Linked DNA regions of Mus musculus: region 1 is linked to region 2. Evidence: chromatin loops called from intact Hi-C (ENCODE). Cell type or tissue: heart. All regions are shown on one strand. Links, peaks and the distances in the headings refer to the core of each region. The heading gives the core; the rest is flanking DNA. Region 1 holds the start of Nelfcd (negative elongation factor complex member C/D, Th1l). Region 2 holds the start of Prelid3b (PRELI domain containing 3B).

Region 1 (5,371 bases), core at 185-5,184, 57 kb before region 2:
TCTTCTATGTACAGCTGTACTCAGGGTGAAGTAAGATCTTCTCTGGTGAGAAGAAGTGACAGCCAGGGACTAGGCCCCAGACCAGTTTGAGCTTCGGTAGTCACTCAGGTGAGAGTTGGTATGAATCTGAACTCAGGTGTTGGCAGCGAAGATGGAGACCTATGGAAAGATGTGACAAGCTTCACAGGAGTGGAAGGGAACACAAGTGAGAAGTGACTTGCAGGTGTCTGATGTGGGTGACTATGGAGGTGACCACCTGAAAGGGCAAGGACTAAGCTTGGGGGTTCTCCTGGAGATGCTGCAGTGCCCTTCGGATCTCTAACAGTGAAGCTAACAGTCAGTTTGCTGGTTAAATACTCAAGACCAGACACTTTGAGAAGACATGGAAGCTGACAATGCAAATGAGGGTTCACAGCATATAGTGGTCTGGAAGATAAGGGGTGGGTGAGATTTCCTAGCAGGAGGAAGTAGGAGAGAGGTCCATGTCCAAGTCTCAGGGCCCAAGAGCGACAAACCAAGGCGATGGACAGCAGGAACAGCTTGTGAGGAAGTCCAGGGAGGCTGGTGCTGCAGACACCCTCTCCCGGCTCTCCCCACCCCGACTTTATGTTTTGACGTGTCCCCAGGCTGGGGGCAAGTGCTTCCCTGCTGAGGCCCCTCAGTGACCCCACTGTCAACATGCGTCTCTCTTCTCTCCTCACCCTTCAGCTTCAGGACCTTAAGTCTCAACATTTCCCTGGAAAACTTCCGAATGACCCCTGCTTTAGGCTTCTGCCTTCCTTCCTATCTGTGACAGATTCCCCTTTCTCTCTTCTCTTTCCTAGTGATTGACAGGCTGTGTGCCCAGCTCAGGTCTTAGCCCATGCTACCTGGGAGGCACTCACTGAATATTTCTTTAATGGATCACATGAGACCACAACTTCTAGCTCTCATAGACCTCTTTTTTTTTATTTTAAAGATTTATTCATTGTATGTGAGTATACTGTAGCTGTCTTCAGACAGGCCAGAAGAAGGTGTCAGATCTCATTACGGGCGGTTGTGAGCCACCATATGGTTGCTGGGATTTGAACTCAGGACCTTCAGAAGAGCAGTCAGAGCTCTTACCTGCTGAGTCATCTCTCCAGCCCTCCCATAGACCTCTTAACCAAGGGAACAAATAACTAGAGGATTAATTTCAGGTAATGAAAGCTAAGGAAATCAGGCTGGATGAGTCTTTCCAGAGAACAGTAGTATCTCAGGAGGCTAGCGATCAGTTATTCTAGCAACAGTGACATAGGCTGGATGCAATGCTGCTAGGCTTGTTAACCACTGTCATAATTAGCCATTTATTGGTTAAGGGAGAGGTGAGTTAGACAATCCCTGCTTCTGTACGTGCAATTAATTATTCATAAATGAATCTGCCTGCTTTCCACTCAGACAGTATCTAAGAGCCATAGTTGGAATTTAACAGACATTCATTATTCCCAACATTTTCAGAAAACAAATAAAAATGAGCCTGAAACAAATCCATAGCAGGGCACTCCTGAACTTAAAGCTCCTTCATCATGTGAGCTGGATCTAGACCCACCAAGCAGAGAGATGGAAAGTGGTCCTTCCACCATCTGCAAAGAAGCCTTTCAGGGTTGCCTCCAATGGCCTCAGCCTGAACACATCTTTGTCCCCAGGCAGAAACCTACCTCCTGCTGGGCTATCTGTGAGTGTACAGACTGGAAGTCTAAGTAGCCTCTTACCAGACCATTCCTTGCCTTTCCACCTTCCTCCTCACTCCCTGCAACTCTGGTTTCCTCCCTCCTCTCCATAAGTCCTCTTTGGGTGTAGCAAATAGCTAGACATTCCAGATATATCTGTTCCATCACTTTCCTTAAACAAAAATCCAGATGAACTTTTATAATAACTAATTCCTGCTGACTACCTGCTAACTCTGTGTCTAGTGCTTCAATGTGCCATCGGACTAAAGCCTTGCAAGTGGTTGTCACCTTGGGTGGCTCTGGCATCAACTACAATGCAGGGTGCCACAAGCTCTGGTGGGGGACTTTCTTCACCAGGTTATTTGGAATGGAAAGAGCCACCCTGAGCATCTTGGGAAAGTCTCTTCTATCATTACAGACTATTTACTTTGGTTATCCAGTATTATCATTTCTCCCCTTTGTTTGCAGGCTAGCTCCCTCGGATCATGGGTGGCAAAGTGGCAAGGATCTCGTCCCTGAGTACGTCACTGTACTCCAGGTGTTATCAATGATCCAGGCACTTAGGAGTTATTCAACAAACACTTGTCAAATGATGGAAGGAAGGAAGAAGTAAAATAGCATTCCAACAGCTCTGCAGACAGTGCCTGAGGACTGTACTACATGGCTGGCTCTTTTCTCTAGCCTCTCCTCACTGTCTGCATCCAGAGCCCATGGTGTTAACCTCCCCGATCGATGATTTGGGGCCACCTGCCAGGAGGCCTCTCCAGGTATCTTCAGTCTAGGTGTTCAGTGGGTCCACTTTTCCAGAGCCCAGTCATGGCTTTTGTAGGCTGTAGGGCCTCCTCCACTGGAAATATGTTTTATATCTCGCTCTGCAATGCACCGAGTACTTTTTGCCCATAGTAAAAGAAATCCGAACATTTCTGTGATACCTGCTCGGTTGGCAGCTGCACTGTCCAGGCAAAGCTTAAGCTCACTGAAGGTTCGAGGTTTTTATAGCAACTGGAAGCATGCTTGCACTTCCGAGTGAGACCCTGTCTTTTTTTTTTTTTTTTTTTTTTTTGAGACAGGGTTTCTCTGTATAGCTCTGGCTGTCCTGGAACTCACTTTGTAGACCAGGCTGGCCTCGAACTCAGAAATTCGCCTGCCTCTGCCTCCCGAGTGCTGGGATTAAAGGCGTGCGCCACCGCGCCCGGCGAGACCCTGTCTTAAAAAGGAGAAAAGGTAACTTGGAAGTGTTCTGGGCAGACATAAAGCTGTGACTCAAGCCATCTTGCTCATGAGAGATCCTACAAGGTGTTTCCCCGCCCAGCAGGCCAAAGACTAGGCCACGCCTCCTCTGTAACCACGCCCCTTTCCAACTCCGCCTCTCTAGCCTTGCCTGAGGCCCAGAACCGCGCACGCGCTCTTCCATTTGTTGTGTCCGGCGCACGCGCAGTGAGGAGACGCGGCAGATATGGCGGGTCCGGCGCCGGGTACAATTATGGGAGAAGACTACTTCGGGAATGCCTCAGAGTGGGGCGAAGAGGCAGACGGCGGCCAGGTGAGAGGGCCGTAGGCGTTCCGCCAGGAAGCCGGGTTTGTGTCCTGTCCTCGCGGCTCCTGCTCCGGCCAGACCCGGGTACGGGGACCCGTGACCCTTGACTCCCTGACCTCCGACCCCGGACCCTAGCAAAGCGGGTCCAGGAACTGCACTCAGGGCTTCGGGCCGGTCCTGCCCCGTTAGGGACCTCAGTTTCCCATGCATTCCGATTCCCAGTGACACCTGGGGCTGATCTCTGCGAAGCAGAAGCCATGGTGCCCGAGGGGGCAGGACAGACTCTAAGGGAGAAGTGGACCACAGTGATACAGTGAACAAACTAACTCCAAACTCCAGCAGCATTCTGGGGTTGGGAAAACACTCTCCGGTGCTGGACAGACCAAACTTTTTTTTCCACTTTTGGGTGATTTCATTCATCCTTAGAGTACAGGACAGGAAAGATCTCGTAGCCCCGACTGTCCAAGATTTGGGTGAGAGATGGGGAACGGGTATCGTTCAGTGTCCCCCCAAACACCAGGGTTAGGAAATCAGAAGTCCACCCAGCTGTATGACTGACTTAAGCCTCCCATATCCTTCTGGACAGTGAGTAGGGGCCCTGGAATTTGGCTTTTCTACAGGAAGTGAGATGAGCTTTGAATGAATATGGGATGCAGTGAGGTATACCAGTGGAGTGGTCAGTGGTGCAGTGAGGGTGATGGAGGAAAGGTGAGGGGTTTCTGGAACCGAGTGAGGGAAGCCCTCCGTGGTTGGTTGGTTGGTTGCTGGACCAGGAGCTGTCAGTCATCAGTTGCAGCTTCCAGGGGTCCTATAGAGCTAGCTGCTGACCAGTAGGACATAAGACCCTGGGCATCTGTTTGTATGCTAGAGCATACTACATCACTTGGGAACTCGGAGGTGGATATATAGAGTTGGATTTAGCTAATTTGGATGTTGGGCTAAGTGCTTTTGTGTGGTATCGCAGGCTAGGCGCTAGAGCAGCAGTTCTCAACCTGTGGGCTGTGACCCTGTGGGGGTCATATCAGATATCTTGCATATTCACATTGTGATTCCTAACAGTAGCAGATGACAGTTATGAAGTAACAACAAAAGTAATTTTACAGGTGGAGTTCACCACAGCATGAGGAACTGTGTTGAAGGGTTGCAGCATTAGGAAGGCTGAGAACCACTGTTCTAGAGTTTGAATTGAGTGTTATTCATAAGTAAAATAAGGCAGAAAGACTCAGCCACCTGCCCAGGGCATAAGGAAGGAAAGAAGACTCAGAGTGATGTCCTTTGTGTCACTTAAGTGGCTCAGTAACTGAGGTGGTTCAGATTCAGTAAGAGTCGGGGATGGCTTAGCGAGTACTGTGCTTGCCACAGGAGCACTAGGTCCTGAGTTCAGAAACTATCATCCACATAAAAAGCTCTTGTCTGTAATCCAGCACCGGGGGATCCCTGGAGCCCCCTGGCCAGCCAGCTGAACCGTCCGTGTTACCGAGAGACCTTCAAAAAGGGGTGTGGAGAGTGACTGGAGAAGACACCCAACCTTGATCTCTAACATCTACACACAGACAATGTACACACAGGAACATCTCAGGAGACCACACAGACACAAGAAAGTACTCTGTGGATTAGCTTGGTGGTTGTCGTCCATGTTCTGTGTCTGTTGAGGGTTAGGCGTGCCAGGCCCTGGCCTAGAGTCCACTGAATTTCAGTCCTTTTTTTTTTTGTTTTTGGTTTTTCGAGACAGGGTTTCTCTGTGTAGCCCTGGCTGTCCTGGAACTCACTTTGTAGACAAGGCTGGCTTCGAACTCAGAAATCTGCCTGCCTCTGCCTCCCAAGTGCTGGGATTAAAGGTGTGCGCCACTATACCTGGCACTGAATTTCAGTCTTAGTGACGCTGGTTTGACCTGTTGACCCTAATGTGTTCTCTCCAATGAGAGGGATGAGCTAGTGGGGTGTCACACCTGTGACTTAGGTGTCCTGACTGTGGTTCAGCACGCCTGTAGGTGGGAATGTGACAGTGTGAAAACACTGCACACCCCTGCGCTTTGCCCACTTGCTTCATCTCTATTCTCTGACTGTACTTGAAGGGGCGAAAGTCCAGAGGGCTGGAGGATGGAGACTTGAGCTGGGTCCATCTTCCCTGGTTTGGGGACAGGAC
Region 2 (5,371 bases), core at 231-5,230:
TGAGCTCCCTTGGTCATTCCCCGCTGTTTTTTCCATGTCTGGCTTCTGCTCTGCAAAGGCCGCGCAATAGGAAAGGTGGAGGCCCTGATGACCTCCTTTAGCATGATCACCTGCCTCCGGGAGCAAACTGTGATTCTTCATCCAACCCAGCTTGGATTTTTCGGGGACTTCGGAGGCACGACACATGATTGGTGCTCAGGTGTGCAGTAAGTTTTGAGACCCCCCCCCCCCCCCATCAACTGATTGTACAGTTTGTCCTAGGCACTGCCCTGTCCAAGATAACTGCTTCCACTTCTGTCAGTTACCAGTGTTCCCATTACAGGAGTGAGATTGGACAGGCCAGTCAGCTGTGGCCAGGGTCTTCTTCACATAGTGATGCTATGTTAATGCAGATAAACCTAACTGCGGGGACACGAGCTATCATGTATCTGCCCTTGGTGAAGCTTGAGCTAGGTCAACAGTGATGTTTCCCTATTGGCCTGAAGAGAAGAGATATGGAAAAACCACAATAAGGCACGGTGGCCCCAGGATGTTTATTAATTTTCAGAATGGGGGAGGAGATAAGTGCATGGTCGGTAGCTAACCATGCTTCCTGATTGGATGAGGGACCAAGAAGGGCCTCCTCTGATTTTCATTTTAGATAGTTGCCATAGTGACAAGAAGAGGCCTTGGCCTATATCACTGCCATTTGGGGACTGTTTAGATTTATGAAGCTTCTACTTACAGACCTTTGTTGACTGTGGAATAGGGCTTGAGATTAAAAACAAATTAAGGCTCACTTATACAATATGTAGAGTTTGAAATCCATCTTCAGAAAGCAAGGACACAGACAGTATGGAAATCGGTGGAGTGAGACTAAAAACATACCAAGCAGCTTTGGTAGTGACTGGTTAATCAGGGCTTCTCAAGAAGACAGTGCCCAAAAAAATCCAAGCTAGGTTGGATGAGGAATGACCTAGAGTCCTGCTTGAGAGAGCAATGTTCTCAAGATGGAACCCTGAAAAAGGAAGCAAGACATCAAGACTGCAATTCAGGAGGCGAAGTGGGAAGTTCAGTGCGCTTCTGTCTCTGTTACTGTTTTGAGATGTGGCCTTGCTATGCTGTCCTGGCTGCCCAGCACACACTGTGTACCCGGATGTTCAGGCTAGCCTGATATTCATGGGAATTCTCCTGTCTCAGGCTCCCAAACTGTTAGGGTTACAGGCATGCAGCACCATCCTGGCTGACATACAGATCCTGGTGCCAAAGTGCATGTAGGCTGGGACTTTGGGTGGCCCAACCGGTCTGGATACAAGGCACTGCTGGGCTCCTCCCAGGGAGCAGTTGTGTATCTATCTTCTAGAAGACAGGTCCTTCAGCTTTCATCTACTCCAGAGGTCTGTGGCAAAAATAGACTAGGATCACCAACGACCGACTTTCATTGAACACATGCCGTTAGGAAAGGGAAGGGATGGATCCAAGGGTTGGGGTAGGGGGGGTGAGGGGGGAGGCAAGCCGAGGAAAGAGTATAGATGTAGAGAACCGTAAGGGAGGAACAAGTTCTAAGTTCTAAGGATGACACTTTGGGCCAACAGCTCTGAAGCAAAGCATTCAGATGTAGAAGAGGACTGGGGTCCAGAACCCCTTGTTCTGAAACAGACAGCATCCTAAGGACCACAGCCCCTCAGTCCCAGAAGTGGTACAAACGTTGAGAGTCCCTTCTAGTTCTAGTAGTTTGTCCTTTCTGGGACACAGCAGGTACTCAGATATGATCTACTATGTAAAACTTCTTTTACAATTACCCTCAGTAATCAGGATTGGCATTTGTAGATTAAAAGGCACCATAAAGCTATACTATTAAAACAGTGTGGCAACATTGGCCAAGTGAGTGAAGGAGCTCAGATCATCTGGAAGTGGTTTCGGATGTAAGTCAACAATAACTATGACAAGATGACATTGTAGAATAGAGCACAATAAATCAGTCAGAAAGGAGGGCTGGAACAAGGCGTAAACCAGTTATTTAGGTAGAAAGCTCTGTTGTTCTTGTGTGTGGCACCATGAACCTGGGTGGTATAATTCCCAACACCCCACTGACTCTGATCCTGTTTCCCACTATAAGTTCAGAGAACCATAAAGCTGTGACTGGATGTGATAGCAGACACTGGCTATCAGTCAGCTGTCATGGCTGAGAGGAATAGGAAACAGAGGTGACAAATTATCTGCAAGAGCAGGCCCTGGTCTCTAGATCAAGAGATCTTGATCAAGAAATCAAGAGATCTGCTCTCCAGATTGACTGTCATCAATGTTTGGCATCATGGTAGCATGAGCTGAGACCAACAGGAAGACACTCCACGTGGGTGGCCAGCTTTCTAGATGTCCGTGGGGGTGAGGGGCGCTATAACATGGGGGATTTCAGTCAGAACAACCCAGGTCACTCAGGCCATCATGCCATCACTGGGGTTCAGCCACGACACCGTGAGTCTGTCAGGTATCAGTCAGGGCACTCCAGCCACCACAAGCCGTCGGGGTTCAGTCAGGTCCCGGTGAGTCTGTCAGGTATCAGTCAGGAAACTCCAGGATACCCTGGATACGTCGGCGCTCAGGACACCCCAAAACCCTGTGAAGCCCTCGGGCCTCGTGCTCTGTGACCCCTGGAGTCACTTCCGGATCAGGCTCGACGGCCCGCTCTTGTCTTCCGTCAGTGGCGACGGTGTGGGAGGAATTCCCAGGCCTGGGGACAGGGAGCCCTAGCTCGGGTCGGGGTCGTGACCTTGGCGATCCCCCCGAGTCCCGAGCTCCGCTTGTCTCGCTACACCCGACGCCAGGAAGTTCCCCGAGGGCGCCGGAGGCGGGCGCCGCACCCACACTCACTCAAAGACGTGCTCCGAAGTCCAGATCTTCATGGTGCCAGCTGCCTGCCCGGTGTCCCTCAGTGTCCGGGGACAGTGAGGCACAGAAGTTCGCCGGCCCCGCCCCGTCCCGGCCGGCCGGCCTCGCAGCGCGCAGGCGCCGTCGAGCCAGGCGCTAGGACGCCCGGAAGTGCCATCCCGCGGCCTAGCCAAGCCGGGTTTGGCTCCGCCCCGCGGCGCAGTCCTGCCCAGTCTTCTTGGCTCAGAGCAACCAAGCCCCGCCCCCCATGCTCGGCGCAATCAAGTCCCTCCTTCGTGAAGGCTCAGTGCGCCGGCGCAGAGCCGAAAAGTGAGGCGGCCGGCCGGCGCCGCACTACGCATGCGCGGGCCTTGGCGGCGGGACTTTTTGGCTGGTTTGGCGGGTTGCTGATATGTGTCTAAAGTTCTCATTGGATGTGGCTGAGCCTGGCGGCGTTTGCCAGAGTACGGTTTTGTGGTGTGGTCTTAGAGAGTTAGTCCCACCTCTTCAATCTAAGCAGTGGGGTGGCGGGACAGGGGTGGTTTCAATCAGCACCCGTGCCCTTGCCAGCCCAGGGTTGGTTACCCTTGGTGGAACAGGCCACCCAGACAGGGCTGGACCAATTGCTCTACGGTCATAGGTCATCTCCATCACCATTTCTCAGTGATGCCCACGCCCTCCTGTGCCTCCACAACTTCCTGTTACATATTCCTCAGCAATTACCACTCTGGAGTCATCTTGTTTATCTGTTAGCTCCCATTGTAAGTCATCCCCCAGAAAGCCAGCCCTGGCCTGTCTCCATCATGGCACTCAGCACCTCTGGATAGCAGGGGTTTAAAGGTTATTGAAAATGAAATAGTTATTTGAGGAATGAATTAATTAGGCCATTTAGTTTATCTGCTTGACTTCTAGTCTGTAGGCACGTGAGGGTGAGGCTCTTGCTAGGCTTGTTCAGTGATTTCCTCCCTGTACCTAATAATTACAGATGACATTCGTGAGAGAATGACTAAGAAGTGAGGGGGCAGGAGCGGATGGCATGTGGTTCTATTCAGAGATGTGCCGGGTAAGATGGACGAACTGCTTGGCTTGGGTTTCAGGTGTAGCTTCCCACCTCTGCGCACCCTGTTCCCCGCATCCTGTGCCTCCCGACAGAACAATTTGCCTTTTGAAATGACAGTTGGAGGAAAATCTTTGCATCTCGGTACTTAAAGAGCTACTTAGAATTACCCTTTGTCCCTAGTTTGTTCAATTGTTAAAAACAAATAAAGCCAGGTTAATTTAGGAGGGTGGATCATTTTTTTTTTTAAAATAGCCAAAGCAGTTTATATTTTAAAAGATAGAAAAATTATATTAGACAGGAAGGAAATAATATGGTTGGTAGCTGCTAAGTGTAATTTGTTTTACCTGGGGGATTATATATATATATATTCAGTACTTTGAGTGATTTCTTGGGGAGATAATGTTTTAAGGGCTGCTGAGAGGGCCCCAGCCTTTGTTAAGATGTGAAGTTAGTGCTGTGTATTACTGGCTCTAGTGCAGTCACTACAGAACAGTCAGTCCCTGCTGCCCTAGAGCTTCATGAAGCTGTTCACCAGCTAGCTGGCCAGCCTCCTCTGCCTCCTCCTCCTCCTCCTCCTCCTCTTCCTCTTTTCTCTTTTCTTTCTTTGCCCCCAGTTCAAGATTTTTTCTTTGTCAAAGTCATACCAGAAAACTTACTTCTTTTCCATTGCTCTCCAAAACATGACTGTACCAGTCTACTGATTTTGCTTCCTTCATCTGGAGTGATGGGGATGGATCGTTAGGTGGGTGGATGTCTGGGGTCCGATGGTCTTTTCTGTGTCTCCCTGTACTAAAAAATGCTAATAACTCTTTGGGGTTTGGAAAACAAGGTCTTCCTTCTATCACTGCCTCCTAGGGACACACTAAGAGGCTCACTGAGGATGCAAAACAAGGTGTTTAGACCCTTAAGAGTCATGTTAGTAATGGTTCCTTTTATTGAGAGAGAAGTCATTAGGACATTGACTTGATTTGGAATACGGTGACTGGATCTCCTGAGTCTGCCCCAGGGATGGCACCTGTGACTCCCGCCTGCCAGGAACTTCACAACTGGTGGGGGACAAACGACAAGTCAAGAGAAAACCACAAGATACCCAAAGAGAAGGCTCTATGTCGGGGAGACCATGGACTGTGAGGAGGAGCTGGTGTGAATGGGCCTCAATGACAAGCCCTGCTTCTGGCTCTGACTCTGACTGGGCCTCTGATCCGTTGATTTCGAAGCTTCGCTCAATCGCCCTCCACTTGTCATACTTTGCATCATTATTTCATCTGATAAAATTTAAATTTATCTTAAAGTTACTTAAATTTTTTGGATCAGTGTGGTATACAATAATCCACCTTTATCTGTAGGTTTGTTTTCCATAATTCTTCAACCATCCATGGTCTACTGTAGATATTAAATGAAAAACTGTAGAAGTCAATAATTCATGAGATTAATGTTGTATACTATTCCGAGTGGTGTGATGAA

What was found. Hi-C counts contacts between places; a loop is a spot of excess contacts. Peaks named below come from ENCODE experiments on the same cell type or tissue, not always from the same donor. Only the 100,000 strongest peaks of a DNase experiment are listed, where the experiment ranks them.
Region 1: a loop joins it to region 2, with 2.8 times the contacts of the local background. A loop is called at or near these places in 3 of 42 quality-filtered maps.

What each region holds. Positions count from the first base shown.
Region 1 is chr2:174,412,726-174,418,096 of GRCm38, forward strand. Nelfcd (negative elongation factor complex member C/D, Th1l) reads left to right here and starts at 3,079. Exons shown (of 15, transcript NM_020580.3): 1 at 3,079-3,231. The coding sequence starts at 3,145. In heart, for the core only: no CTCF peak of the experiment used is centred there; a DNase peak (open chromatin) is centred at 3,116; H3K4me3 peaks cover 1,496 bases; H3K27ac peaks cover 919 bases.
Region 2 is chr2:174,469,982-174,475,352 of GRCm38, forward strand. Prelid3b (PRELI domain containing 3B) reads right to left here and starts at 2,960. Exons shown (of 6, transcript NM_025531.2): 1 at 2,851-2,960. The coding sequence starts at 2,882. It overlaps Gm38546 (a long non-coding RNA gene), which reads left to right and starts at 3,030. Exons shown (of 2, transcript XR_867090.2): 1 at 3,030-3,608; 2 at 3,833-4,128. In heart, for the core only: a CTCF peak has its summit at 3,094; a DNase peak (open chromatin) is centred at 3,110; H3K4me3 peaks cover 2,126 bases; H3K27ac peaks cover 1,738 bases.